Regions from separate parts of the Homo sapiens genome. Here all the other regions are linked to region 6. The links are chromatin contacts, found by Hi-C or POLR2A ChIA-PET in ENCODE. All regions are on one chromosome and are shown on one strand. Each heading gives the region's core, a stretch centred on a gene start or an enhancer-like site at or near the end of the contact. The rest is flanking DNA. Distances are from core to core; before and after follow the strand shown. Region 1 holds the start of PSMC3IP (PSMC3 interacting protein). Region 2 holds the start of STAT3 (signal transducer and activator of transcription 3). Region 3 holds the start of ATXN7L3 (ataxin 7 like 3). Region 4 holds the start of HDAC5 (histone deacetylase 5). Region 5 holds the start of UBTF (upstream binding transcription factor). Region 6 has its middle 28 kb from the start of LINC00910. Region 7 holds the start of RETREG3 (reticulophagy regulator family member 3).

Evidence for each region. A loop is a pair of places that touch in the nucleus more often than their neighbours do. ChIA-PET counts read pairs that join two places held with the same protein, here RNA polymerase II (POLR2A). Pooled maps may share reads with other maps.
Region 1: a loop to region 6 is called in a pooled map, with 5 times the contacts of the local background. The contact joins the promoter of PSMC3IP here to the enhancer-like site in region 6. A Hi-C loop is called at or near these places in 5 of 50 pooled maps. POLR2A ChIA-PET finds 5 or more read pairs at or near these places in 3 of 52 experiments (CD4-positive, alpha-beta T cell, OCI-LY7 and activated CD4-positive, alpha-beta T cell).
Region 2: a map of B cell shows a loop between it and region 6 (8-fold over the local background). The contact joins the promoter of STAT3 here to the enhancer-like site in region 6. A Hi-C loop is called at or near these places in 2 of 168 maps with a recorded cell type or tissue (B cell and naive thymus-derived CD4-positive, alpha-beta T cell) and 7 of 50 pooled maps. POLR2A ChIA-PET finds 5 or more read pairs at or near these places in 10 of 52 experiments (CD4-positive, alpha-beta T cell, CD4-positive, alpha-beta memory T cell, CD8-positive, alpha-beta T cell and 7 more).
Region 3: a loop to region 6 is called in a pooled map, with 6 times the contacts of the local background. The contact joins the promoter of ATXN7L3 here to the enhancer-like site in region 6. A Hi-C loop is called at or near these places in 1 of 168 maps with a recorded cell type or tissue (naive thymus-derived CD4-positive, alpha-beta T cell), 1 of 37 single-sample maps with no recorded cell type and 6 of 50 pooled maps. POLR2A ChIA-PET finds 5 or more read pairs at or near these places in 3 of 52 experiments (CD8-positive, alpha-beta memory T cell, Caco-2 and activated CD4-positive, alpha-beta T cell).
Region 4: a pooled map shows a loop between it and region 6 (5-fold over the local background). The contact joins the promoter of HDAC5 here to the enhancer-like site in region 6. A Hi-C loop is called at or near these places in 7 of 50 pooled maps. POLR2A ChIA-PET finds 5 or more read pairs at or near these places in 3 of 52 experiments (AG04450, CD4-positive, alpha-beta memory T cell and activated CD4-positive, alpha-beta T cell).
Region 5: a map of naive thymus-derived CD4-positive, alpha-beta T cell shows a loop between it and region 6 (8-fold over the local background). The contact joins the promoter of UBTF here to the enhancer-like site in region 6. A Hi-C loop is called at or near these places in 1 of 168 maps with a recorded cell type or tissue (naive thymus-derived CD4-positive, alpha-beta T cell), 1 of 37 single-sample maps with no recorded cell type and 5 of 50 pooled maps. POLR2A ChIA-PET finds 5 or more read pairs at or near these places in 5 of 52 experiments (CD4-positive, alpha-beta T cell, CD4-positive, alpha-beta memory T cell, Caco-2 and 2 more).
Region 7: a loop to region 6 is called in a pooled map, with 8 times the contacts of the local background. The contact joins the promoter of RETREG3 here to the enhancer-like site in region 6. A Hi-C loop is called at or near these places in 7 of 50 pooled maps. POLR2A ChIA-PET finds 5 or more read pairs at or near these places in 7 of 52 experiments (CD4-positive, alpha-beta T cell, CD4-positive, alpha-beta memory T cell, PC-9 and 4 more).

Annotation. Positions count from the first base shown.
Region 1 is chr17:42,575,620-42,579,518 of GRCh38, forward strand. It overlaps PSMC3IP (PSMC3 interacting protein), which reads right to left and starts at 2,110. Exons shown (of 8, transcript NM_016556.4): 1 at 2,034-2,110; 2 at 1,842-1,942; 3 at 1,594-1,683. The coding sequence starts at 2,067. It overlaps RETREG3 (reticulophagy regulator family member 3), which reads right to left. Exons shown (of 9, transcript NM_178126.4): 9 at 3,896-3,899. RefSeq lists a silencer at 2,022-2,071 and an enhancer at 2,372-2,461.
Region 2 is chr17:42,386,902-42,391,069 of GRCh38, forward strand. It overlaps STAT3 (signal transducer and activator of transcription 3), which reads right to left and starts at 1,541. Exons shown (of 24, transcript NM_139276.3): 1 at 1,378-1,541. RefSeq lists silencers at 882-961, 1,192-1,471 and an enhancer at 1,992-2,261.
Region 3 is chr17:44,198,631-44,202,760 of GRCh38, forward strand. It overlaps ATXN7L3 (ataxin 7 like 3), which reads right to left and starts at 1,254. Exons shown (of 13, transcript NM_001382309.1): 1 at 866-1,254. It overlaps ATXN7L3-AS1 (ATXN7L3 antisense RNA 1), which reads left to right and starts at 210. Exons shown (of 2, transcript NR_184071.1): 1 at 210-300. RefSeq lists enhancers at 1-71, 276-831, 1,557-2,095, 2,096-2,633 and silencers at 393-1,002, 1,103-1,902.
Region 4 is chr17:44,122,033-44,125,864 of GRCh38, forward strand. It overlaps HDAC5 (histone deacetylase 5), which reads right to left and starts at 1,609. Exons shown (of 27, transcript NM_005474.5): 1 at 1,472-1,609. RefSeq lists silencers at 1,301-1,440, 1,491-1,590, 1,661-1,720 and enhancers at 1,811-1,970, 3,117-3,616.
Region 5 is chr17:44,217,417-44,221,571 of GRCh38, forward strand. UBTF (upstream binding transcription factor) reads right to left here and starts at 2,259. Exons shown (of 21, transcript NM_014233.4): 1 at 2,029-2,259; 2 at 756-880. The coding sequence starts at 813. The region is part of intron 1 of ATXN7L3-AS1 (ATXN7L3 antisense RNA 1); the gene reads left to right. RefSeq lists silencers at 986-1,155, 1,206-2,225, 1,985-2,149, 2,276-2,965, 3,476-3,695.
Region 6 is chr17:43,359,246-43,362,429 of GRCh38, forward strand. No RefSeq gene overlaps it. Among named protein-coding and RNA genes, the nearest start is that of LINC00910, 28 kb to the right of the region's middle. RefSeq lists enhancers at 798-1,493, 1,539-1,718 and silencers at 1,969-2,028, 2,479-2,578. Within about 2 kb of position 1,251, at least 38 of the 41 ENCODE cell types and tissues checked have a DNase peak (open chromatin) inside an H3K27ac peak, as active enhancers do; they include B cell, CD4-positive, alpha-beta T cell, CD8-positive, alpha-beta T cell and 3 more, where a contact is called at or near this core.
Region 7 is chr17:42,607,043-42,611,049 of GRCh38, forward strand. It overlaps RETREG3 (reticulophagy regulator family member 3), which reads right to left and starts at 2,332. Exons shown (of 9, transcript NM_178126.4): 1 at 2,044-2,332. The coding sequence starts at 2,282. It overlaps TUBG1 (tubulin gamma 1), which reads left to right and starts at 2,641. Exons shown (of 11, transcript NM_001070.5): 1 at 2,641-2,744; 2 at 3,066-3,178; 3 at 3,381-3,548. The coding sequence starts at 2,696. RefSeq lists an enhancer at 2,214-2,323.

The sequences.
Region 1 (3,899 bases), core at 860-3,359, 780 kb before region 6:
AGATAAAAATGAATTGAGAAATGGGGTCTGCCCTAGAGGAACTTCAGTTGAATAAAGGAGACAAGTAAAAATTGTAATACAGCATGCCTCAAAAGAGGTAAGGGCCAGGCTGGGCACAGTGGCTCATGCCTGTAATCCCAGCACTTTGGGAGGCCGAGGCGGGTGGATCACGAGGTCAGGAGATCAAGACCATCCTGGCTAACACGATGAAACCCCATCTCTACTAAAAATACCAAAAAAAAAAAAAAAAAAAAATTAGGCTTCGTGGCGGGTGCCTGTAGTCCCAGCTACTCTGGGAGGCTGAGGCGGGGGAATGGCGTGAACCCAGGAGGTGGAGCTTATAGTGAGCCGAGATTGTGCCACTGCACTCCAGCCTGGGTGACAGAGCGAGACTCCGTCTCAACAACAACAACAACAACAATAACAAAAAGAGATAAGGGCCTGAAAAAGAAACAATTAGCTCGGAGCATTCAAGGAAGATTTCTGGAAAAGGTGATGTCTAAGTGAAATCCTCAAGGAAAGAAAGAGCTGGCCAGGAAGAGAAGCAGGTACAGGGAAGACAACATGCAAAGGACAGAGCAGTAAAACACACCAGAATTATCTAGTGTTCGTGGATAGAAAAATAATGAGGATTGGTGAGGCCAGAGGCTGGCTGGGGCGTCTTCCGGTGCCTTTTACATGTTTTTTGCAGCACTAGAGAGCCATTGAAGAGTTTTAAATAGGGAAGGTGCATGACCAGATCTATTTAGACAGATCATTCTGACTGCAATGTTTAAGAGTTTAAGATATGTTTGAAGAGCCAAGATCTGTTAGGAGGATACTGCAACAAATAAAGAGGGCGTGAACTAGAGCAACCATGGCAGATGGAAAGGAGAGTGGATTCAAGAATGGAAAAATTAGCCAGGCTCTGTGGTTCACGCCTGTCCTCCCAGCACTTTGGGAGGCCAAGACAGGAGGATCACTTGAGCCCAGGAGTTGGGACCAACCTGGGCAGCACAGTAAGACCCATCTCTATAAAAATTAAAAAAATAAATAAAAACGGAAAAATCAGCTGGACTTGATGGTTGACTAGTAAAGGAAGTCAAGAATTGCTCCCAATTTCTGGTTTGGGTGAAGAGTAATTCCATTAGGGGAGGAGAATGTTAGAAAGAAACCAGTCCGGGGTGGGGGGAAGATGAGGCATTCTACTGTGGCAATTTTGACTCTGATATTAATGCCTGACAGATTCCAGCTGGAGGTCTGGGCTGGAGAATATAAATTTGATATGTGTGTTTAGAGAATCGGATGGAGGCAGGAGGAACATCATTTGGCAGAGGGTGTTGCTAATGTAGATGATAAGGAATAAGAGCTTTGGAGCGGAAATGGATCTTGGTAGCAACAATACAGAATCTTCTGTCATCCATCATATTGTAAATCTGGAAACCTCGTGAAGTTGGGATCCTAACAAGAGGAGTACACACCTTGATTTAAGGATGGTGGCCTAAGACAGGTGAGTTTTCCATGGGGGGCCTTGTCCCCAAAGAGTTCACACCAGGAGTAGATTCACCCGTTGTCGGGCTCTCATGGGTGACAATCGGCGCAAGTTCTCCTCACCTGATCCGCAAAATAGATCTTCTGCTTGCCGTACATCTTCTCTTTGATCTTGCCTTGTTGCGCCAGCTGCTCCAGCGTCTTCACCACCACCTGGCAGAGGAGAGAGAAGGAGCAATCAGAGGAGTCTGAGCCTGGGTCTGGGGAAATCCAGCCAGTGATGTGGAAAACGCCCAAGGCTCCAAAGGGCACGACCCCAGCCTGAATCCAGGGAGTCCGACGGAGAGGGAATCCCGGGAGAAGGTCCTCACCGCCTTGCCCAGTCCGTGTTCCCGCTGTAGGTTCCCGAACACATCCTGGGAGCTGTAGGGCCGGTTCTGCTCCTGCAGGTACCTCAGGAGGATCCCGGCGGCTACGGAGAGAAAGGCAGGGGAGGGGGCCACTCAACCGACCTCCTCACCCACTGCCCTCCCGGGTCTTCCCCGCGCCCACGGCGCCGTTACCTCCCGCCGCAGCTTCTGCCCGGCCTTTACTCATCGCCTTTCCCGCCACCCAACTCAGAAAGCCGGACGTTGTAGTTGCTCGGGGCGACGGCTCCTTCCGGCGACGGGGGCGGGCCTCGAACGGTGATTGGCTGAAGGGGAAGCCTTCCGGAGGAGCAAAGCGACCCCTCCCGGACTCCATAGTTCATTTCAGGTCGGAACTTGCGCATTCGGGCCGGACCTCAAGCCATGGGCCTCTGCGAAGGCGCCGGCGTGCCCACGGCTAAGAAACTTCCTCTTTCTGCTCCCGGGAACGAAGGCTGTAGCAGAGAAGGCCTTCAAGTTTCGAGACCCAGTTCCAGCCGCAGCTGAGCACTGGTGACCTTGAATTAAGTCTAATGTTGGGATTGGAAGACGCTTCAGACATCCGCTGCCGCCCTGGGCAAGCGACCAGCTCAAGGTTACCCCACAGGGACGTGCTCTGGTCCCACGGTCCAGTGCTCTTTTGTCGGTTAGTTTTGTCATTTGTAAAATAGGAACAGTAGATAGTGGTAGGAAAGTGGTTGTGAAAACTTAATAGAAAGCTAAGCGCCTTGGTCGGGCGCAGTGGCATGTCACCCCTGCAATTCTATCACTTTGGGAGGCTGAGGCGGGCGGATCGTTTGAGCCCAGGAATTCGAAACCAGTCTGGGCAATATGAAACCCCATCTCTGCAAATAAAGTACAAAAAATTAAGAGTGGTGGCGCGCTTCTGTGGTCCCAGCTACTCTGGAGGCTGAGGTGGGAGGGTCACCAGAGCCCCGGACATCGAGGCTGCAGTGAGCCACTATGAGCGCGCCACTGCACCCCATCCTGGCGACAGAGCGAGACGCAGTCTCGAACAAAAAAAAAAAAAGTGGGAAGGGGGGACAGCTAAGCGCCTTGGAGAGCAACCACCCTTATTTGCCTAATACCGAGCTTCGCACCCAGGGGGCACTCGACACCTACTGTAGTTTGGACGCCAAGGAACGATAGGGTTAGGAGGGGGCTACTGTTCAACCACAAAGCTTGTGGAAAAGTTTGTTAGCCCAGACAATCTCAGGGCAACACCTGGCAGGTGCTTTCCACCCCTGACCACAGTGGCCAATGGGACAGAGCCTGAAATAAATATTTCTAGTTTCTGAGGTGAGCTGAAGGCCAAAGAGCAGCTGTCCCTGCAGCTCAGACCATCCAGTGAAGGAGTAAGGTGCTACTTTTTAAAGCCTTCTGCTACCTACAACCTCCTTAGCCTTTAAAACGTGTGCTTGTCTCTGCACGTTTAGGAGACAATATTAAGAATTAGAAATGAAAGGGCCGAGCGCGGTGGCTCACGCCTGCAATCCCAGCACTTTGGGAGGCCAGGGCGGGCGGATCACGAGGTCAGGAGATCGAGACCATCCTGGCTAACACTGTGAAACCCCATCTCTACTAAAAATACAAAAAATTAGCCAGGCGTGCTGGTGGGCGCCTGTAGTCCAAGCTACTCAGGAGGCTGAGGCAGGAGAATGGCGTGAACCCGGGAGGCGGAGCTTGCAGTGAGAGATCGCACCACTGCACTCCAGCCTGGGCGACAGACCAAGACTCCGTCTCAGGAAAAAAAAAGAAATTAGAAATGAAGGAAATACAGGCTAAATACTAGCCAAGAGTGCCAGTTATACTGATGGTGGGGCTCTCACAAGAAGGAAAGTAGCCTCATACTATGGTGATGTTCTGGCCATCACGAAGTAAAAATAGGGGTGGGCTGGTGGGTCCCTCATACCTGGGCTTCCTCTTTTAAGGCTATCACTTCAAATTAATCAGAACTCAGATTTACAAGAGAAGACCTATCAAGGGTAGGACACCATTCAGCATCAGTCTCTTAAAGATTGT
Region 2 (4,168 bases), core at 291-2,790, 970 kb before region 6:
TGTCTGGAACATGTAATAAGGAAATAAATGTGCTGACTCAGAGAACACAGACATATTTAATATAAAATAAGATAGAAAACTGGCTGAACCAAGTCATAACACAGTCTAAATCCACATATAAAAGATTGAGATGATTTTCTGCTTTGCTTTATTCAAGCCCAATGCTTTATCAGCACAGCCAGCCAAAAATTTACAACCCATACACAGACTATGTAAACCTTTAGTTGCACATACAGTAAGACCAGCAGGTACACACTATACACATTTTTAATTAAAAAAATGACTAACCACTGATTTTGTCACCACACTTAACAACGACCTGATATGGCACAGAGTGATGTGTACCAAACATGGAAATACCAACTTGGGCGACGGTTTGAATCTTGTTAACTTCAGTGCAACCACACCCCCCAAATGCATGTAAAGTTTGCACACATGGTTTTTTCAAGGCCAGCCTGTCTTTGTTTCCCTCTCCTCTGCATTTACCCAAGATCTTGGCTCTGAGACAGAAAACTCCCACTCTCAATTGGTTCATTCCGTCCTATGCAATTAAGCAACACCACAATCCAGTAAATGCAATGGCTCAATTATTTATCTTCTGGCCGACTTTACCAGGTATTTGGAAAAGGACAATGTCAAGAGGTTTATTTCTCTCTCTAGAGCTGGCTTGACGGGTTGATGGGGATTTTATTTTGTCTTTTTTTCTCTTTTTTACAAGGCGGGGACGTGGGGGGAGCATAATTTAACCTAGAAAAAGATGCGAGGGAATTTAGAAAGAGTACCGGTCTGTCAATTTCCCTACAGGAAACTTGATTCTTATGCAATAAAGCCTACCCACGACCAGCCAGCCCGTAAGGCTGCAGGCGACAGACACACCTATTCCTGCCTCCAAAAGGGCACAGCTGTCTCCTGAAGGAGCGGGAACAGGGCAAGCGGAGGAAGTGGCTCAGCGGGAGCCGCCGACCGGGCGGGGAGGAGGCGCTTTCCGACCCCCCACTCGCGCCGGTGATCCCCGTCGGCGTGACAGTCGCTCCGGTGGCCGGAACGTCCCCAGGGCCCCAGGGAGCAGGAAATCGGGGGACTGTCCCTCACTCCTGCCGCCGCAACCGAGTGCGCCCTCGCCCCACGGTGCCCCCTCGAGCGCGTTCTGTTTCTCCGAAGAACGAAACTTCCCTCCAGCGCCCCGAGTCCCTTCCGAGGCCCGCTCCTGTCATCCCGAAGAGTCTTCCCTCAGGGCGACCCTCCGCGTCTCTTCATCTCTCCCGGCCCCACTGCAGCGTCCATCACAACATCCCCAAGGTCCCAGAGGCCCCCTGCCGCTGCGGAGCCCCCGGGTCCCCAGGCCTCCCCAACGGCCCCACCCTGCACCCCCTTCACCTGTTTCTCCGGCAGAGGCCGAGAGGCCGGGGCTGCGCGTGTGCCGGGGACGGGCGGCGAGGCTCCCTCAGGCCGAAGGGCCTCTCCGAGCCGAGGGGGAGAGACAGCGCCAAGCCGGGGTGCCTGTCCAGGATCCGGTTGGGGCTTGTTCCCTCGGCTGCGACGTCGGAACCCCCGGCTCCCCCTCCCAGTCTGCGCCGCCGCAGCTCCGGAAACCGCTGAATTACAGCCCCTTCAGCCAATCCTCGCCCAGCCCCAGCCTGGCCGAGGCACGCCGTCATGCATAATTCATGAAAGGCCAGCTCGTTCGGCCACCCAGAGGTCCCAGTGCGTGTGCGGTACAGCCGAAGCCCCGCCCACTGACCAATGAGGAGAGCAGCTAGGAGAAAGGGCGGAGCCAAGAGGAGACTGATACGCCCCTGTGCTGGCTGTTCCGACAGTTCGGTGCTCCTCCCTCCGCCACAGCGAGGGAAGAGCCGAGGACTTGGGCACAGAAGCCCGGGGGGAGGGAGGGAAGATGACCGGAATGTCCTGCTGAAAACTCAGCTGAGTTCCTGGCAGTGCGTGACGTCAAGGCACTTTAAATGCCCCTGATACAGCTCCCTCCTGCCCGCTCTCCCTTTTCCCGGCCCTTGGCACCACGTGGTGGCGAGGTTGAGAGCCTCTTACCACGCGGGAATCAGCTAGTTAGATAGTCCCCAGGTATCTCCAGATCCTCTGGGGACCCAACTCCTGAATTGGGTTCTGGGGACAACAAAAAGAACATGGGTGACTCCGCCTGCTTTGAACTTCAGTTTCTGCGTGAGCAGGGACACACACACCCGGAAACATGACGTGGAAATAGAGTAATTACTAGAGTGCGTGGGGAGAGGGTAGTGGATTTAACCCCGTACTCCGTTCCATCACTTCAAGCATCAAACGCCGACCAGCTAGCCCATTGGCCCGTACAGGCGAATGCAGAAGACGGTGTATACGAAAGCTGATAACGTGTAGGGCTTGACATTTTTATGCGTCTGAATTGAAATACATGAAATGTTCTGCCTTTTTCTTTTCCACCTTGCCTACTTGGTATGCAAGTTTTACTGAATTGAAGCCAGTGGTTGATAGGAAATGTAGACATTTTGCCTTTCATAATAGAGGATGAACTTTGCATAATGGAGTGATTTCTGTGTATGTGCTGATACTATCAGGGTTTTTAATTTTTATTTTTTTGGGTCTTTAAAAATATGTTATTAATATTTGTGTTTGTTTAATACGAACAGGTATAAAGACAAAAATCTAAAAAGGACCCATTATCTCACTGCTCAGCTAACCCCTGACATATTTTTTTTCAATGAACCTAATACATGTTCCTGTTTAGAAAATGCAGACCGTTCAGAAAGGTCAAAAATATTAAATGAAAATCTTTCCCTACCCCCATCATTCCTTCTCCCCAAGGATAGCTGTTCTTATTAATTTCTAGTGAGAAAAATCAATGACTCTTAACCTTTGAAGGCAGTCACAGATCCTTCTGAGTGTTTGAAGGAGACTAGATTCTAGCCCCAGAAACAATACAAGGTTTTACTCACATGGTTCCCCAGATACCTGAAGCCTGTCTAAGTCTACAGATTCAGACCGCTCGTACCACCTCATATCCAATGAGGGACAGAGGCATCTACAGGGCAATTCATAGGGTCACTGGTGGTGAGAATTGAGAACCTCCTATTGCCCTCTGGTAGACACAGCTCAGTATGGAAATTGCTGTATTTACCTGTAGAGTGTGTGTGTATTGATTAGGCTGTTTATCTACACCACAGGACAGATATCCCCCATCTCCGCCTATAGTCTCTTGTAACTACGCTATCCCGTGCGGCCAACTGCCTCCCTGATAACATAGGGTCTAGGATTTGTTTAGTGATTTACTGCTTACAAAGGACTTACACACCTTATACACTCCCTGCCTGGTTTCTTTCTCACAATCATGAATAGCAGATAGGAGAGGCCATATTATCCGCTGATAGAAAACTAAAGACAACATAATATGACATTTTCAAGATCACAGAGAAACTCAGAAATATACCAGGTTCAGAGTCAGGTTTGGGGGCTTTACGTCCCATAGCTTTGTTCCATTCATTCAAACCCTGCCCTGCTTCTGACTTCTCAAGAGCTGGCCTCTGTTTCCCTCATTGGCCTCCCCACCAGTAACACATAAAATCTACCTCTGCGACTATGGGTTTGACCTGCAAAAATTCTCTTCAGCCCAGACACTGGCCTTTCTCCACAACCCCGCCAAATTCCTCTTGGCTAAATGCTGCAATTTCTGTCCCTTGGGCCACTGCCTTAACCACCTGATTATTCTCTCCTTATTCTATCCTATTCTTCCACTGGCTGCCAGGGACATCATCCTAAAAATTAAATAAATAAACATTCAGGCCAAGGCGGGTGGATCACAAGGTCAGTTCAAGACCAGCCTGGCCAACACAGTGAAACCCCGTCTCTACTAAAAATACAAAAATTAGGCTGGGCACTGTGGCTCACGCCTGTAATCCCAGCACTTTAGGAGGCTGAGGCGGGCAGATCACCTGAGGTCAGGAGTTCGAGACCAGCCTGACTAATATGATGAAACCCTGTCTCTACTAAAAATACAAAAATCAGCCAGTCATGGTGGCTTGCACCTGTAATCCCTGCTACTCGGGAGGCTGAGGGAAGAGAATCTCTTGAACCCGGGAGGTGAAGGTTGCAGTGAGCCGAGATCGCGCCATTGCATTCTAGCCTGGACAACAAGAGCGAAACTCCATCTCAAAACAAAAGT
Region 3 (4,130 bases), core at 4-2,503, 840 kb after region 6:
CACCCCACTCTGTCTTCCCTTGAAATCAGCCTGCCACTCCACGAGGGGAGCAGAGCCCACAGGAGCCTAGAGCTAAGGGACATTTCTAGCCACCATGAGCAGGAACGGCGGGGGGTGGGGGGGAAGAGCCTGGTAGGGTGGCACGCCAGGAGCGGGCACTCCCCTTACCTGTTCTTCCTTTAAATAACCACCCGCCCTCCCTCAGGACCAGCCCGGAAGTCTCTCCAAGAGCCCCAAAGTCCAGGAACCCCCACCCAAGGATTCAGACACAGAACCCACAACCCAGGGCCCCTCGGAACGGTGGGTACGAGTTTCAGGAGCTGCCGGCCTAGAGTGGGGTGGGGACTGACGAATGAGCCGGGGGCACTGGGAAGGGTAGGAGGCCGGGCCTCGGCTCTTCCCCCGTCCCTGCGGCACTGCTGCTGCATCATACCGACTGGGGGGAGGACAGCCGAGCCGCCGGGGCCGGCGCCGGGCCGGGACAGACCGACCCCCAGAGAGTGGGACGCGTCCCAGCCCCTCTCCTTCCCCGCCCGCCAGCAGCCCCGGCCGGCCGGGGAGAGGAGTCCGGGAGGGTGTCTCTATTGTCCCGGGGGCTGGGGCCTGGCTCCCTAACAAAGGCCCCGCGCCCCCTCCCCGGCCGGCCCTGCCCCGCCCAAGGGGGACCCAGACGGGGGAGAGCCAGGGGCCCCGGCCCGGCCGGGAAGCTGGGGGAAGCCGGGCGTTTCCGCGTCGGCCCGGGGGGAGGGGAAGGGGCGCTGACCCAGACCTGGGGGGAGGGGGCCCAAGCCCCGCCTTGGGCCCCGCCCCCCGCCCCCCACAGGCCCCTCCCCCGTCCCCGTCCCCGTCTCCGTCCCGTACTCACCCCGCCCGGGGGGCCGCGCCGGGGCCCGGCAGCCTCTCAGGGCCGCGTCCTCCGGCGGCGGCGACGGCGGCGGCTGCTCCGGAGCCCCATGTCCGTCGGTCCGTCCTCGCCTCTCCCCGGGGCCCAGGGCCCGGGGCCGGGGGGTCGGGCCGCCCCCCCGCCTGGCCGCCTCACCGGGCGGCCATGGCCCCTTCCCCTCCCTTCTTGTCCCGTCGCCGCCTCCTCCTCCTCACCTCACCCCGCCCGCGCGCAGTCCGCGCGCCGTCCGCGCGCCCCTCCCCCCGCCCCCCACTCCAGCCCGCCTCTCCCGGGCGGGGGGTGCGGCGCGAGCCCGGAGCGCGCGCGCGTGTGCCGCGACCGGAGGATGGATGGATGGAGCGAGCGTGAACGCGAGCGTGCGCGCGCGCGCCCCTCTCCCCCTCCCTCTGCGCGGGCGCGAGGCCAAGCGCGAGCGCGCTCCAACCTCCTCCTCTTCCTCCTCCCGCCCCTCCCCAACACCCCGCCCTCCCCCTCCCTTCCTCTTCCTTCTTTCGCTTTCGCGCGCCCAGCGACTGCTCGCGCCTGCTAGAAGGGCCCGAGCGCGTGCATCTGCCCCGCGGCCGCAGCTCGGCAGCATTTGCTCCAGGGGGCGGGGACCGGGAGGGGAGGAGGGGCGCCACGCCGCCGTCCAAAGTACCGGCGGACGGGGACGGGGGCGGAGAGATGGGCGGGGCCTTCGCGGACCTCCCCGACCAATCGCAGGGAGGCCTCGGCCCGGGAGGACCAATAAGATGGGGGTGGGTGGGGCGGCGTTCAAGGTGAGGTGCGCGGTGCGCTGGGGGCGGAGACGTTTTGCCGTCCCGGCCGGCTCGGGGGCGGGGGCAGCGGGTGGCGTCGAAAGAGAGCGCCGGCTGCCAGCCGAGCCTGGGACGCCTTCCGGCCCAGGCTCCCCCGCCCTTCCCTCGGGGCTCCCCGCTCTCTCCCCCGCCACCCTCCGCTCCCCCCTTTACCCCGAGGCGTGCAGCCACTTCTGTGAAGAGGCCAGACTTGAAGTGGGGCGCAGTTAGGACCTCGGGGCGGAAAGCCTGTGGAGCCTAAGGGGCTCGCCCGCGCCTCAGTTCTCCCGGTTTCTGGGCGGGTCTCAGCCCACTCCAGGCTTGCGGACCAACAAGCGGCCGAGATGAGGGTCCGCTGCTGAGGTCGGAGGCCGAGCTGCGCCCTTCTGCGCGGAGCGCCCTCCCCGCCCCTCGTCCTAATTTAGATCCCACACCTGCTCGCCTTTCCTGCTTCCGGAACCCACGCTGGACCCCCACCCCTCCAGACAGCCTCCTTGTCACTGGCCAGATCCTTCCCCCGACCCAGTGCTGTTCCCCTGGGTGCAGCGTGTCCCTGTGCTCACGCTCTCAGTCCCTCTTTACCTTAGGAAGGGACAGGCCTTTTCCCAGCCGCGGTGGATGGCTGGATTGGCGCTTTCATCTCGGTTACTCTGTGTGTGGTGTCCTGGAACGGTTGTGTGACAGCCCTCTCCCCTCAAGAGATAAGATTAAAAAGGAGGATAGTCTGTAATCACATACTTGGAGCCATCTTTGGTTTTTAGTTTTCAGCAAATACTTATTTTTTTCTCACCGATTTCTCCCGAGAAACAGCAAACATTTATTGAGGCGATATTCCAGAGTAGTTCAGATCAGGCGTCTGATTTGAATTTAAATCGTTGGGCCTAGCAAATGAGTTTCCTGTGCCTCAGTTTCCTCTGTTGTCAGTGGGCATAATGATAGTCCTATCTCCTTGCGTTGCTGTAGTGATTAACAAGTCAGTGCATGTGAAACTCTTAGCTCTGTGTAAGTGCTTGGTAAATCTTAGCTGTTATTCTCACGGTGCTCCAGGTGCTGGGATAAAAGATGATATAAGACAGTTGTGCTTCTTCAAGAAGTTCACTGTCTTGTGGATAGATAGGTAGGATAATAATTGCAAAACAGTGTGAGGAAAACAACAGAGAGAAAACAGAGGTAGACAAAAGGAGACATCAAATGATGTAAGAGAGTTGGTCAAGAAAGGCTTCTTGGGCAGGGTGCGGTGGCCCAGGCCTGTAATCCCAGCACTTTGGGAGGCCAGGAGTTCGAGACCAGCCTGCAAAAATGCAAAAATTAGCTGGGCGTGGTGGCGGGCTCCTGTAATCCCAGGAGCTACTCGGGAGGCTTAGGCAATAGTAGTAATCCAGCTACTCGGGAGGCTTGGGCAGGAGAATCGCTTGAACCCGGGAGGCGGAGGTTGCAGTGAGCTGAGATTGCGCCACTGCACTCCAGCCTGGGCAACTGAGCGAGACTCCGTCTCAAAACAAAACAAAAAAGAAGAAAAAGAAAAACTTCTTATAGAGGGAGATGAACCAGGTGAAGGTAGGCCAAGAAGGCATTGGACATCCCCAACTGGAAGCTTCAGAAGCATGGATCAAGCTGGAACAGAGGAGTGGGTGGCAGAGCAGCAGGAGGTGAGCAGGCTGGATAATACAGGACAAAGCAAAGTAGGTGTTGAAAAGTTTGTGGGCTTTAGCCTGTAAGCTGTGAGGAGTCCTCAAGGGGAATCATTCACCAGACTTATATTTTTAGTGGATCATGCTGGAGTATGGTCTGGAGAATAATTTAGAAGCAGTAGGTTTTTTGTTTTGTTTTGTTTTGTTTTTTTAGACAGCATTTTGCTCTGTCACTCAGGTGCAATCTCAGCTCACGGCAACTTCTGCGTCCCGGGTTCAAGTGATTCTCATGCCTCAGCCTCCTGAATAGCTGGGATTACTGGCGCACGCCACCACGCTCGGCTAATTTTAGTTTTGTATTTTTAGTACAGACAGGGTTGCACCATGTTGGCCAGGCTGGTCTCGAACTTCTGACCTCAGGAGATCCGCCTGCCTCAGCCTCCCAAATGCTGGGATTACAGGCATAAACCACTGGGCCTGGCAAAAGCAGTAGGTTTTTGTTACTGATTGAGGTGTGTGGAGGAAAGGAGAGGGAGGTCTTGAAAACACCTTTACTAGGATGGGGAACTCAGGGGAGGACATGGGAGGACACAGGATGACTTCAGTCTGGGATATATTGAGGTTACTGTGGGATCAGCTGATGGAGACCCAAAAGGTGGTTGAACTCAGGTCTGGCACAGAGAAGTAAGCTAGGTCTTCAGGAACTTCAACAACATCGCCTCAACCTTTGTTTTCTCTTATCTCCCGCCTCCTTTTCAGGAATTCTTCACTCCAGTGATGCTGATCTGTTTCTTACCTAAATATGCCCAGTACATTCTG
Region 4 (3,832 bases), core at 359-2,858, 760 kb after region 6:
AGGAAGGAGACAAACCAAGATCTCCCCAAGCTTTGTGTTTAGGGAGGGAGAGGAAGGAGGGAAGACTGGAATGAAGAAGCAGGCAGCCCCCAACATGGCTCATCCACCATCCAGCCCAGCCAGCCTAGCCCAGCCCAGCCCAGCCCAGCATCTCAACAGCCAGCATAGGCTCAGGGTGCCTAGGACTGGGGAGACTGAAGACCATGCCTGCCTGCCTACATCCTCTGAAACTAAGAGGAAGCCAAAGGCAGGACCCAGACCCAGACTGCAATCCTGCAAGGCAATCTGGCTAGGGGTCCCTCTGACCAAGACTCCTGGATCTCACCCTCCCCCCCACCTCCTTTTGTTCCCATAATCTGGCTCCATCCTCCCCTCCCAGTTGGACACTGAAACCAATCACCACCACCTCCCCAAGCTCCAAATCTAATCCCAGATCCCAAAAGCATGGTGGTCACTGACTGAGTGATGGGTCCCTTTTGCACCCTCCTAAAAGCAACTGCAGCTGTTACCTTTCCTCTTTAGGGACACACCTCATTTCAGAAGGGGTATCAGCCAGGGGTATCAAGTGGTCATCTCCTCTCCCAAAGGAAGCACCCAACCTCCCCACTTCAACAGCCCCCACCAAGCTCCCAGATTAATTACTTACACCCAGCCAGTTCTCATCTTCCCCAGGGCCCCAGGGAAGGGTGGGGTGGAGAAGCTGACTCCCCCCAAGTTAATAAGGCACTGGTAGTGCCCCCGCTTCCATGAGATACAGATCCAGGATGAAAAATGGGGGGCATCCACCCAAGACAAGAAGGGGTTGGGGGGGAGCTCCATTTCATCTCCTAGCTCTCGCATCCTGGCTCCAAGGTGTCAGACAGGAGAAGAGGGTGGCAACAAACGCAGTAACGCCTCACAGGAGACGGGGTGAGAATAATGGGAGAGAGAAGTAAGGTGGACTCCGCAGTCCCCCTCCTCATGCACGGAAGTCAAGGACATAAAATCAAGGATGCGTTCGTAGCTATGGGGAGAAGCGCTCTGGGTGGACAGCACCCCTCACCTCAGAGTACCAAGAAAGGGGTGTCCAGCGAAGAGGGGTCTGCACAGAATCCGGGTGCAGGGCTCAAATGGCTCTGCAACGCAACATGCGCCGCCAGGGAAGGGGCAAATCAGACAACCCCGGCCGGTCTCCGAGCCATTTGGGGGCGCAGGGCGCGAGAAGGCGGGCCCCTCCCTTACCTGTAGGGAAGGCGCCCCTGTCTGGGAGGGGCAGGGAGGGGCGCGCGCAGCAACCCCGATGTCCCGCTCACGGGCTGCCGATGCTCCCGGGGGGCGCCGGCTGGCTCCCAGGGCCGGGAGGAAGGAAGGGGGGCGCGGAGCGCGGCGCGCGCGCTGGGAGCCCGCGGACAGAGACAGCAGGAGGAGGGGGCGCCGCCTCGCGTCCCGGGGTCCGGGGAAGATGGGATCTGGGCCGGGGCGGCGCGCTCACCCGCTGCGGCTCGAGCTCCGGCTTCGCGGGCGGCGGCGGCAGCAGCGGCGGCGGCAGCGGCGGCAGCACCTCCTCGACGGCTCCTCCATCTTTGCGGCGGCTCCTCCGGCTCCGCTCGCCGCCGCCACCAACAACAACATTCGGAGACGTCACTCCCGTCACGTGACCCGACCCGGAGCTAAAAATAGACCCAGACCCCCCCCCCAGCCCCCCCCGCCTTCCCCTTGCCCGCAGCCACCACCAACCCCTCCCCTGCCTCTCGGCCCTCCCCGCCGGGCGGGGCCAGCGACGCCATCGTGACAGCTCCTTAAAGGGCCAGTGCCCAGCACAGGGTTCGGCCGAGACGGGGTGGAAGGGAAGGGATCGGAACCCAGCGAGCAGGAGTGGAAGGATCGCTGCAGGGGCCGAGTATGGATGCTGGGGCTCAACCTTTGGATTGTAAAAGTTTCCTCCTTGCGCTCCCCGGACTTTCTTTTCAAAACGTGGATGGTGCAATCGTCGCTTGCCTAAGCTGCTCCCCTAACACGCCCTCCCGCGGTCGGGGAGGGGACCTGGGGATAGATTCCCAGGGGCTGGGAGGGCCACCGCAGCCTCTGCAGCGGGGCCTGGCTGCGGGTGGATGGTTCGGACAAGTCTCGAACTCGCCAGCTCTGACCGCACACACTGCATCCGTGCCAGGGAAAGAAAAGCCTGGGAAAGGCCAGGGTATGGCTGTAACACTCCAAGGCCTTCAAAAGGGCAGACCAGCAGACCAGGAGCCGGAAAGACTTCCCTGACTTTGGTGCCATCCACGCTACATCTCCTCTTGGTACACAGTATGAACATGTTTAATTAGACCTAGACAATTTGTCAATGACCCAGCAATTCCACTAACAAAAATGTATTCCAAATAAATAAACGTTGTTATGTTAAAAAATGAACATGAGATTGTTTGTAATGATGTGAAAAGTTGAAAACAACCTAAATATCCATCGATAGGGAATTGGCAAGCAAAGCAGGAGACATTCATTCAGTAAAATATTATCCAGACATTAAAAGTTTTATAGGGGACCGGGCATGGTGGCTCACGCCTGTAATCCCCGCACTTTGGGAGGCGGAGGCAGGCGGATAACCTGAGGTCAAGAGTTTGAGACCAGCCTGGCCATTATGGTAAAACCCCGTCTCTACTAAAAATACAAAAAAATTAGCCGGGCGTGGTGGCAGGCGCCTGTAATCCCACCTACTCAGGAGGCTGAGGCAGTAGAATCCCTTGAACCTGAGAGGCGGAGGTTGCAGTGAGCCAAGATCGTGCCATTGCACTCCAGCCTGGGCAACAAGAGTGAAACTCTGCCTCAAAAAAAAAAGTTTTAAAGGGGCCAGGTGCATTGGCTCTTGCCTGTCATCAATCCTAGCACTTTGGAGGCCGAGGCGGGAGGATTGCTTGAGCCCAGTTCAAGACCAGCCTGGGTAACATGGCGAGACACTGTCTGTATTTTAAAAAAGAGGCCGGGCGTGGGCCGGGCATGGTGGCTCACGCCCGTAATCCCAGCACTTTGGGAGGTCGAGGCTGGTGGATCACGAGGTCAGGATGTCGAGACCACCCTGGCTAACACAGTGAAACCCGTCTCTACTAAAAATACAAAAAATTAGCCGGGCGTGGTGGTGGGCGCCTGTAGTCCCAGCTACTTGGGAGGCTGAGGCAGGAGAATGGAGTGAACCCGGGAGGCGGAGGTTGCAGTGAGCAGAGATCGCGCCACTGCACTCCAGCTTGGGGAACAAAGCGAGACTCCGTCTCAAAAAAACAAAAAACAAAAACAAAAGAAGAAGAAGAGGCCAGGCGCGGTGGCTCACGCCTGTAATCCCAGCACTTTGGGAGGGCGAGGCGGGCTGATCACAAGGTCAGGAGATCGAGACCATCCAGGCTAACACGGCGAAACCCTCTCTACTAAAAATACAAAAAAAAATTAGCCGGGTGTAGTGGCGGGCGCCTGTAGTCCCAGCTACTCGGGAGGCTGAGGCAGGAGAATGGCGTGAACCCTGGAGGCAGAGGTTGCAGTGAGCCGAGATCACGCCACTGCACTCCAGCCTGGGCAACAGTGTGAGACTCCGTCTCAAAAAAAATAAAAAAATAGCCGGGCGCAGTGGCTCATGCCTGTAATCCCAGCACTTTGGGAGGCCGAGGCGGGCGGATCACGAGGTCTGGAGTTCGAGACGAGCCTGACCAAAATGGTGAAACCCCGTCTTTACTAAAAATTCAAAAATTAGGCGGGCGTGGTGGTGCACTTCTGTAATCCCAGCTTCTCAGGAGGCTGAGACGAAACAATCACTTGAAACCGAGAGGCGGAGGTTGCAGCGAGCCGAGATCGGGCTATTGCACTCCAG
Region 5 (4,155 bases), core at 1,009-3,508, 860 kb after region 6:
CTACCCAGGGAAGCAAGAACAGGTCTGGAACAGTTATTTTTCAGCCACTGAAATGCAGCCCCAGAGAGCTCTAGGCCACTGTGGATGGGCTGGGAGAATAGCCACCCAAGGCCAGAAGTCAAAAGGGCTCTCCATTTTCATTTGCATCTGGTAACCTGGGCCAGAGATTCTGCAGAATGGGCCACGTGGACCCATAATCCCCTCTCCCCTCAATGTCCCACAAGCATGGCCAGCTGTCCAGCTTCATCCTACTCTCTATCCCCATCTAGACTGGATCACTGCTGAATGAGGCAGAGATCTAGTTGAGTACATATATCCCATGGCTTGGGGCCTAAAACCACCAAAACAGCCCTTTTCTCCACCTGCCTCTACAAAAGCCTCATGGTCTTCCTAAAAAGCCTGAGAAGCCTTCCCCAACCCCTTCCTGACCCTTCCTCTACACTCATCCTTCCTCCCATTCCAGGACACTGGGCTGGGACACACTTCAGGCTGAATGGGAACCCCAGAAGGCAGGCCTCCTCTAACACAGAGGGTGAGGGACAGGGAGAGAGGGGAGGTGAGCCACTCCAGGCCAAATAATTTGGATTCAGCCAAACCCCAAGTGTGGGAGATGCTTGATTCATAAATACTCAAGGCACTTTCTCCCCCAGTTCAGTGTATGCAGACTGAAAAAGCCCTTGAAGAAGGGAGTGAGCCCCGCAGCCACGAGGGAAAGAGGGTTTAAGTTTCAGAGGGCCGGGGGTGGATGCCCCTACCTTGGCCTTTGGGGGCGGCCATTTCCAGGTCTGTGGGGCAGTCGGCTTCTCCGTTCATCCTCCAGCTGTCCAGCCACCTCCTCGGTCGTGCTGGCCGGGCAACCCGGGGTCAAAGCCACCTCACCCTTTGGAAGACATACCAGTTCCCACTCAGGAAGGCTGAGAGGTGAACGACTAACGACTTTCTAACCGCCCAGAGTAGAAGGGGGCAGGTCCACACTCTGAGAGACTCAGCCATGACCTTATTAGACTTAAGGGGTCTATGGGAATGGGAGTGCGCCCCTCCTCTTCCTCGTGACCCCCTCCCCCAGCCCCTGCAGCCCGGCTCCGCGGCGCGCGCCCTCCCCTGGCCACGCGAGGGCCTGCTCCTAGCTCCCGCGTGCAGCGAGCGCCCGCCCTCCGCCCCGCTTCCCAACCCCAGCCAAAAAAAAAAAAAAAGAAAAAATCTCCTCCTCCTCGGAGCGCCCGCCCCGGGGAGGCCCCAGGCTGGAGGGCGGGGGAAGAGGAAGGGCGGGTAAAGGGCGCGCGCGGCCACGGAAGCGGGCACGCGCCCCAGTCTCCTCCTCCCGCCTCCCCCCGGCCGGTTCCCCCCGCCTCCGCAACCCGGCGGGGACCCGGACGCAGCGCAGCCGCCGCCAGCCCCGGAGCGGAGCGGCCGCACCGCCCCCGGGGACCGGATCCGGATTCCCGCCGCTCCCCCCTCCCGGGCTCCCTTCGCCGTCCCCGCCCGCACAGGCGGGCAAGCAGCCGGAGAGAAGCGGCCTAGCCTGCCCCCCGCCCCCGAGCCACCCACCCCGGCCAGAGGCGCCGCCACCGCCCAGCCACCCCGACGCGCACGGAGGAGCCCGGCACAGAGGCGCGACCGCGGCGGGAACCGCCGCCTCCTCCCCCGAGCCTGCGGCCCAGCCCCGCCGGCGCCCCCGCCCCGGCCTCCGGGGAGCCGAGCCAAGGAGAGGGCGGGAGGACGGCGGCCGGGAGGCGGGGGCGCAGCGCTCACCGGCCCCGCCGCCCCCTCCGGCGGCCGGGGAGAACTGCGCCTGCCGGCTCCGAGAAGCGCGGGCTCCTCCGCCAGCGGCCGGGGCTCGGCTCAGGCCTCGCTTCCTGCCTTCCCCTCCCCCGGCTCTCGGCGTCCTCCCAAGTGCCCTGGTCTGCTCGCGCCCGGTCGCCTGCTCGGTGGTCGCTTCGGGTCCCCGCTGGGCGCCCACCGCACCCCGCGGTTCGCTCCCGCCGTCCGGCCCCGACCCCAGCGCGCGTCCTCAGCCGCCTCGGTTACCCGGCGCAGCGCGGCCTCCGGGCTTCCCGCTCCAGCGGCTCCCTCCCTGGCTCTGAGTGGCGGCGCCCTCCCCCGCTCGGCCGGGCACAGCCGCAGCTCCCTCCCGCGGCGGCAGCGGCTCCTCCTCCGGGCGAGGCGGCGGCGCTGGGGCGGCGGCTGCTGCTGCTGTGGCGGCGGCGGCGGCGGCGGCGGCTGTGGCTGCTGCCTGCTGCTCCTCGCGGCGAAAAGCACAAAGCACAGCGCCCTCCGCCTGCAGGCAGCCCGCCCGCCGCCGGCCCCGGCCTCAGCTCGCACACCCCCCGCCGCCGCCGCAGCCTCAGCCGCCGGAGCGGGGAGGAGGAGGGAGAAGGGAGGAGGAGGAGCGGGAGGGGGGGCGGGAGAAGCGGGGCAGCGAGCGCGTCCTTCCCCGTAGAGCGCACACCGACCCCCGGGGAGCGAGCGCCAGCCCGCCCGCCTCGCCGGCTCCGCTCCCTCCCACAGCCTGCCCGGGCGGGCTCCGCGGGGGGCAGCTGGGAGGAGGGGCGGGAGCTGGGGGGACCCGGGCGGCCGAGGCGGAGGGAAGGAAGGAGGGGAGGGGGGTGGTGGTGGTGGTGCTGGCGGCGGCGGCGGCTGCTGCTGCTGCTGCTGCCGCCGCCGGGGAAGGGGGGGGGGGCCGGGGCAGGGAGACACGCAGCCGCCCGGATGGCGGCGGGGCTCGGAGCCTAGGCGGGCGGGCGGGCGCCGAGAGCGACCTCGCCAGACCCGCGGGGGAACTAGCAGGCTTCGCCGGCGAGGGAGGGCCGAGGTGCGGCCGCGGAGAGGGTGCCCGGAGGTGCCCCCGGCGTCCGGGGAGGCTCGGGGGGCGCCCACAGCCCTGCTCCGGAGCTCTCCCCCAAGTTCTCCCAGCTCAGACTAGGGCTTCCAGGCCAGCTCTCTCCCGCCTCCCGGAGCGAGCGGTCCGCGCCCACCCTCATCCCCCGGAGCGTGGCCGCTGGTTTGGGGCGCACGCACGCCGATCGCGGCGTCCAGCTTCGGTGCCTACCTCGCGGTCCTCTCCTTGCCGAACGGCACATACGAAACTTAAAAAAAAACCCGAAAACTAAAACCTCTGCATTAAAAAAAAAAAATCCCCGTTGCTCTTTACACCCCGGAAACGGCAAGGGAACGACGGGCTCCGGCGGAGGGGCCGCTGTGGGAGCCGGTTCAATCCAGCCCGGCATGGTTCTCCAGGCCTGCCCGGGCGCATGAAGATCGGCGCCGCCGCCACTCGTAGCAACCCCTCTCCCCCGAAATCCGCGGCTCCCGGGCTCACTTACCGAGCGTGTGGATGGGAGCGCAGGCCGGGGGCACCTGGGAGCACGGCGGGCCGAACAGTCGAGCCGCAGCTCCGCTGCAGCCGACGCCGGGGCAGCGAGTCGCCAGACAAAGCCCGAGATGGCGAAGCGGAGCGACGGCTAATGGCGAGCCCCACGCGCCGCGCTCCGCCCGCCCCGCTCCGCCCGCCCGCCCGCCCGCCTCGGCGCAGCGCAGCGCCGCTCCGAGCGCTTGCCCGTCAGAGCCGCCTCGGCGCCGCCGCCTCCCGGGCCACCCCGGCCTCGCCTGGCCCCTCCGCCTCCTCCGGGCGGCTCAGCCTCACCCCTTCCCTCCCACTGCTCTAGGGGTTGCACAAAAAAAATTTTTTTTTTTTAAAGAAAAATGGTTTTCGTCTTTTTTTTTTCTTTTTGCAGGGCGGGCATGTTGAGACTTTTGGATATTTCTGCCCCCAGCTCGCACTCACCTGCGGAGCCGCCGGGAGGGCTAGGGGTGGGGGCGCGCGGGGCTGGAGCCGGCGAGCGCGGGTTGAAAGCCAGCCAAGCTCTGCAGCGCCCGACCCGGGCGTGTACGCCGCCGCCAGTCCCCGCAGAGAAATCGTCCTCCTACCCCGCCTCCATCGCTCTGCGTTTCTCTTCCAATCAGCCGGTCGCTTGGTGGCTCCTCCATTCTCCGGCCAAGCCCAGCTGCCTAGAGCGAGCTCCACTCCTCCATCTGTTCGCCGGGGTCCTCGCTCCCCTGCCGGGGCCGGCGAGACGGCGTGAGGCCGGAGGGGGATTTGCAAGGAAACCTGCCTGCTTCCCGCTCCCATTGCTCCATCCCCGCTGCCTCCTGCCT
Region 6 (3,184 bases), core at 1-2,500:
CAAACAAAACAGCAAGGAGAAAAGTCCCCTGATTTCCATCCTAGTGCTTCTCAATCACACTCAGCACAGCAGCAACAAAACACAACCACATCTATCGAATCTTACTGCTCATAGCTGTTAAATATCAAATCTCAATCAGCAATTTTAGAGCCGGATCCTCCAATGCTTTTGGTTCCCAGTGTTTCACAAGCAAACGGACAGAAATCGGGAGGGACATAGGAGAAGAATCAGTTAAAATCCCTAAGACCAGTTAAATGAAGTCTCCTGAAAATGACACTGAAACGGAGACAGCAACCAAGACAAGGAGGACGAGGCAGACTAATACAAAGAGCATAGCCTGCGGTGTCAAACCTGTTTTTTAGCCGAGAGGGGCTTTACTGGGAGGGGCCTCTAACCCTCCTCGGTCGGGCCTCTAACCCGAGGTCGGTCAAGTGTCCTTGCCTTTTATTAAGAGGGGCCTCTAACCCACTCTCTTTTAGGAAAGACTCTAACTCCATTAAGTTGGGCCTCTAACCCAATCCCATTCTTTACCCGGGCACTCCACCACTTACCCAAAGTCAGTCTACTGACTACTGCAGTGCTGCAGTCTACTTCCTTTGGGTTGGGGGAGTTTCTTCAGTATCGTCCCTTCCATCATTCGCCAGAAATATGTTATAGGACCCCAACACTTCCCCAAAGCACTATAGTCCCATCTGTGGTGGCCAGAAATACGTCACAGGAAAAGGGCCCCGATCCAGACCCAAAGAGAGGGTTCTTGGGTCTCGCGCAAGAAATAACTCAGGGCAAGTCCGCGGTGCAAAATAAAAGCAAGTTTATTAAGAAAGTAAAGTGGTGAAAGAACAGCTACTCCACAGACAGAGAAGGGCGTTCCTGAAACTAAGAGAAGGAACGTATCCACCCTAGGTACAATGCTTGTACACATGGGGAGAGGTGTTCTGTTACAAGGGTTTGTGATAATTAACTTTAATTATTACATTTTGCAAGAATCCCTATTACTACCTTTAAAGCAAAATTAGGAACGCCTTTGTTCTCCAGATATCCAGCTATCTGGACACTCGGGTCTCTTCAGTAAACATTAATTTGTTCCCTTAACCGTAAGTATCTGAAAGCTAGGAATATCCTTCTGAGAATGCAGGCCCGTAAGTCCCGGCCTCATTTTTCTAGCCCTCACTCAAAATGGGGTCGCTTCAGGTTCCAACGTCTCTGACAGTCATACTACATATGACTCAGCCACGTCAATGGAAAAAGTAGACTGGATAGTGACGTACCCGCAGAAAACGAATGCAACAATCTGTCATACAGATCTGACGGCAGTCAGATTCTGCAGTGAAGTAGAGGCGGTAAACTTGAATGCAACGATCTTCATACCGCATCCCACAAAGCCACGTAAATCCAAAAGCAGTCCGACTCTCGATAGTGAAACACATGCGGTAAACTTGAATGGAAAGATGTTTATACTGCCTCGGATAGAGACACGTAAATGAAAAAGCAGTCCCACTTGGGATAGTGAAGTATGGGCGCTCAACTTAAATAGGACCGTCCGCATATCGTATGTGAGTGAAGCAAGTAATAGCAAAGGGCAGTCAGATTACGGAGACCGATGGCGACTGAAGTGAGTGCAGTAACCTTTAACTCAATGATCGTCACGCCGCAACCAAGTGAAACCGAAAGCAACTAAGCGCTCGAAAGCACGCCCGGCCAGCTCAAAAACTACGGCGCTGATGGACCCCAGTGATCCGACGTAAAGGTGCAAACGTAAAGCGCACACGGCCAATTTAAAAGCAGCGGCGCTGATAGGCCCGGACGAACCGACGTGAACGCGTAGAAGTAAGGTACGCGCGATGAGCTTAAATACGCGAGTACTAAGAGACCGTGAAACCCGGATTTAAGCGTGTAAACGCAACACACAACCTAGGAGGTCAGTAACAACGGTCCCAACTGATGCAAATGGCCCAATGCAAACACGTTGACAATCTCCCGTTAGCGACAGTAACAGACGCTAAGCGCCCAATGCGAACAAAACTCCCGCTTCGAAAACTACACCTCGGAATCCTTCCAGCGATCAAGGGCCAGCAACACCACAAGCCTTCCACTGTATCAACACCGTTTTCAAAACGAAAATGTTAACGATCGGCCACTGTACTCCTTCTCCCACACATCCTAACCTCAGGGTGACAGATAGCACCCTGAATAACTCTCTCTCCTACGTTGAGATTGTGTATCTTTATCCAAATCTGAACACCTGCGTAAGTAATATTGTTACTATTTTGGAGGATATTCACTTTCCTTTTTTGCTCCCATAACTCCCGAGAGAAGCAGCCATTTTAAATTTGCATGCCCCGCCGTGCCCTGCCTGCCAACCACTGAACAGAAAAGCGCCTGTAAATCACTGGAATCTTGGGAAAGCTCCTTCGGCTTCATTGCCCTTCAGGAGGAAAAACCCACAACGGAAAAGACACGAAGAGCTCTAGGAGGCTCTTCTTTCCTCCTCCTCCCCCTCCCCTTCCCCTCCCCTCTCCCTCCGCCTCCCTTCCCCTCCGCATCCCCTCCCCCTCCCTTCCCCCTCCCCCTCCCCATCTCGTCCTGACCTAGCTGGCATCCAACATTACTTTAAACTTTTTTTCACACATACGTTGAAAGAATTGTTTGGTGAACACCCGTATGCCCATCACCTAAAGTCATCTTGCTGTACTTGCTTTATTACATGTGTTACAGACGTCTAATTACATTTTTTTTTTCTTTTTTTTGAGAGGGAGTCTCGCTCTGCCGCCCAGGCTGGAGTGCGGTGGCGCGATCTCGGCTCACTGCAAGCTCCGCCTCCCGGGTTCACGCCATTCTCCTGCCTCAGCCTCCCGAGGAGCTGGGACTACAGGCGCCCCCACTACGCCCAGCTAATTTTTTGTATTTTTTAGTAGAGACGGGGTTTCACCGTGTTAGTCAGGATGGTCTCGATCTCCTGACCTCATGATCCCCCGCCTGGGCCTCCCAAAGTGCTGGGATTACAGGCTTGAGCCACCGCGCCCGGCAATTACATATTTTGTATAGCTGCACACATGGAGACAGGTACTCAGGTCTCGTCCCTCTAGCCATTTCTCAACTGTCTGGTCCGGCAAGGGCAAGTTTTCGAGGAGGCCAGGGTGCAGCCCTCAGGGGAGCACATGCTCTGACTGGTTGCAGGGCTGGG
Region 7 (4,007 bases), core at 1,082-3,581, 750 kb before region 6:
AGTCATACTTTGATACAAATTGGTTTAATGAGGCCCAGCCTTCTTGCTAGAGATACCAAAACCACTGTGGGAAATGTTTTGACTGGATAAAACACTCTTCAGTGAGGTGCTATAGTGAAGATTTCTACAGAGAGCAATGGGAATCAGTACCTAGGGGTCAAGGAAGAAGCACTTGGCTGGGCACGGTGGCTCATGCCTATAATCCCAGCACTCTGGGAGCCCAAGGCAGGAGGATCACCAGAGCCTAGGAGTTCGAGACCAGCCTGGGCAATATAGTGAGACCCTGTCTCCACAAAAAATTTAAAAAATTAGCCAAGCATGATGATGTGCACCTCTGGTCCCAGCTATTGTGGAGGCTGAGGTGGGAAGATTGCTTGAGCCCAGGAAGTGGAAGTTGCAATGAGCCGAGATCATACCACTGCACTCCAGCCTGGGTGATAGAGCAAGACCTTGTCTCAAAAAAAAAAAAAAAAAAAAAAAGGCCAGGCGCAGTGGCTCACGCCTGTAATCCCAGCACTTTGGGAGGCCGAGGCAGGCAGATCACCTGACCTCGGGAGTTCGAGACCAGCCTGACCAACATGGAGAAACCCCATCTCTACTAAAAAAATACAAAATTAGCCGGTTGTGGTGGTTCATGCCTGTAATCCCAGCTACTTGGGGGGCTGAGGCAGGAGAAATGCTTGAATCTGGGAGGCGGAGGTTGCAGTGAGCCGAGATCACGCCATTGCACTCCAGCCTGGGCAATAAGAGTGAAACTCTGTCTTAAAAAAAAAAAAAAGGGAAAAAGCACTACCAAAAATAAATGAAGAACGTGGTAGGAAAAGTTTACCATCGAGTTTGCTAAAGGCTCTGGAAGCCACAAATGCCAGAGACTACTGTGACACCTTTAACTGGGTCTCTTTCAAACTGGGAGAGGATTAGCTTAATAGCTGAACACTGTTTTCGGGTCAATGAACTTGGAATTATTTGTTCTGCTTCAGCTCACTGAAAATCTTTCAGATAAAGGATAATAAATGTTTTGATTTTAAAACAAATTTTAAGGGGAAAGCTATTTTTAGCAAAAACACAATTAAAAAACACACATATTTTGTTGTTTCAGGCTTATCCAGAATAGTCTTAATCCATTCAGCAGCAGAAAGCCCCCTATAAGTCAGTTCCCTTGGAACCTCCTCCATTACAAATAAATCCAAAATTATGGTTGGTAGATCCTATGAAGTCCTAGGTCCACTTCAGGTGATGACAACTGAGAGAAGCAGCAGTTCCATTTTCACAGAGCATGACACACACAAATAAAGCATATTTACAGTGCTACTTTTCCAGCTCAGGAAAACTCACACACAGTATTAGACATCAATTTCCTTGCCTATAAACCATGGCTAAGGATGCCTCTCTAATTCCTTGGAACAGGGAGGAGTTACAATCACAGGTGGCTTTGACACGCGTGTAATCTCCGTCATCATTTCCTAACTGTTCTTTAAAAGCTTGTAATTTTCTTTCAATTTTCAGCTTTGGGGGCTCACACTGACGCTTAGACTTCATAAACTTCCTTCCTAGATATATAACATGCTAATTCATGCGAATCGCTCAAGCTTGTTTTATAATCACACCTATGGATACCTTTGCAAGACTTCACGCCTCTACTCCAACAATAAACTACTAAAACCTCTGGAAACAATCTAGAACTTGCACTTGAGCAGACAAGAGAAAGGAAGTGATGGCTTTAAAGGGACGCAGCTTTGTCGGGCTCAAAAGAGGAGCCCTCGCTCACTCTTGAGCGGCTCAAGATGTTACCAGAAGCTCCCGCCAGATGTGCGGGGCGGGGGTGCGGGCACAGGTAAGGCAGAGAAGATGGGTGGACGGCCCTGGGAAGAACTAGGGTGCCGAAGCCTGCAGGCGGGATGGAGTGGAAGGAGGTGAGGCAAAATTAGGCAAGTACAGGAAGGAGCCAGTGCAGCGAAGAAAACAGGGCAGGCGAGAAGTAGAGCCCTAGAGGAACCAACGAATTCGGGACTCGGAGGGTTTCCGAGGGTCCAGTTCTCTCACCAGAAAGCCGCGTTCAGCCCCAGGCACCACAGAGCGCTCCTAGCTGGCCGCTCCCACACCAGGGCTGCCTGCACCCGACTCAGCAGAGGCTCGTAAGGCCCCAGCACCTCCACCAGGGCCCGCTGCGCCGCCTCAACCTGCTGGTCCCGCTCCCAGGAGCCTGACACATCTCGGCGGCCCCTGAAAGTCGACCCCGAAGCCGGGCCTGGGGTCGTGGGAACCCCTTCGGCCTCAGCCATCTCCCCGCGGCAGCCACAACATCCGGGGCCGTGGCCCGACAAGTCACAATAACAGCAACTGCGCAGATGCGCGATTCGGCGGGGGAGGTGGCTTCGCACCACAGCGCGCTTGCGCGCAGGCCCAAGCAGGCGCCCACCCAGAGGGGAGGGAGGACGCCGTACCCCGCCCTCACTGAGGCGCGGAGCCGGATCCGGAGGCGCCGAGCCGCATCCGGAGCCGCGCACGCGCAATCTGCATGAACGAAGGCCAGTGCTTAAAGACGTGCCATTCATTGCCAGAACTCGATTCTCATTGGAGCGGAGGAAGTTCGTGGGTGGAGCTGGTTGTTTGGCGCCTGCGTCTTGCGGCGAGCGGGCTGGCGTGCGGCGCCGTTGCGGGCGGGAGCGGCTGCAACGCCGGTGCCTGAGGAGCGATGCCGAGGGAAATCATCACCCTACAGTTGGGCCAGTGCGGCAATCAGAGTGAGCGAAACTCCGGCCCCTCAGCTAGCCAGGTTCCTTAGGGTCAATGGGATCTCGCTGTGGGATCCTGGACTCCATCTGTCCTTGCCAGAATCGTAGTTCTCTGAAAGGCGAGACATCCCTGACCCAGTGTCCACTTGCCCAACCCCGAGGGGCCCTCCCCTGCCCAGTCCCTGGCGTACAGTCCTTTCCTCAGACACGGGAGAGTCCTGCGGCTTGACTTCTTATCCCTGGACGCAGGCGCCCAGTCCCCCGGCTCCTGATTGGAACCTGCCCGGACCTAGATATCTTCTTTCTCCCCTGCCCGCCCCTTCCCCCCAGTTGGGTTCGAGTTCTGGAAACAGCTGTGCGCCGAGCATGGTATCAGCCCCGAGGGCATCGTGGAGGAGTTCGCCACCGAGGGCACTGACCGCAAGGACGTCTTTTTCTACCAGGTGCCCCCAGCGACTTGGCCGGGGGCGGCAGTTGCCCAAGGGGGCGGAAGGGAAGGGAGTGGCCTGGTACTGGGAACCCCGCTGGGCAGTAGGGCCAGGCGGCTGGCTTGAGGAGGGAGGGCCGGAGGGAGCCAGAGTTGGGAGGACTTCGGACTTGGGCCGCCCTAGCTGATTGGGCCCCCTCCTGGACTCCCCTTGACAGGCAGACGATGAGCACTACATCCCCCGGGCCGTGCTGCTGGACTTGGAACCCCGGGTGATCCACTCCATCCTCAACTCCCCCTATGCCAAGCTCTACAACCCAGAGAACATCTACCTGTCGGAACATGGAGGAGGAGCTGGCAACAACTGGGCCAGCGGATTCTCCCAGGTCGTTTCCTATTCCCTGGCAGGGCCCACAACTCGCTGGGTAGGGACAGGCTCTATGACGTCCCGAAGAGAGGGAAAACCGGATCAGGGATGTATGAATGCTGGAGGGAGAGACCTGGCTGCAGGGAGTGGACTATGTAATATTGTCAAGCGCCTACACTAGCTAATGCAGTGTGCCAGGTCATTCTAAGTGCTTTACATATATTAATTTTTCTAAATCTCCCAACAACCCTAGAAGTAAGTACTACAGGTCCACAGTCCCTTATCTGCCTTTCCAGGATCCAGAAAGCCATGAAACCAAAGGACATTTCATAACTAGTTTATCAGCAAAAACAAATTTCAATGAAGACAGGCTGTTTTATAGTTTCTTTTTTTTAATTTTTATTTATTTATTTTTTTTGAGACGGAGTCTCACTCTGTCGCCCAGGCTGGAGTGCAGTGGCACGCTCTCAGCTCACTG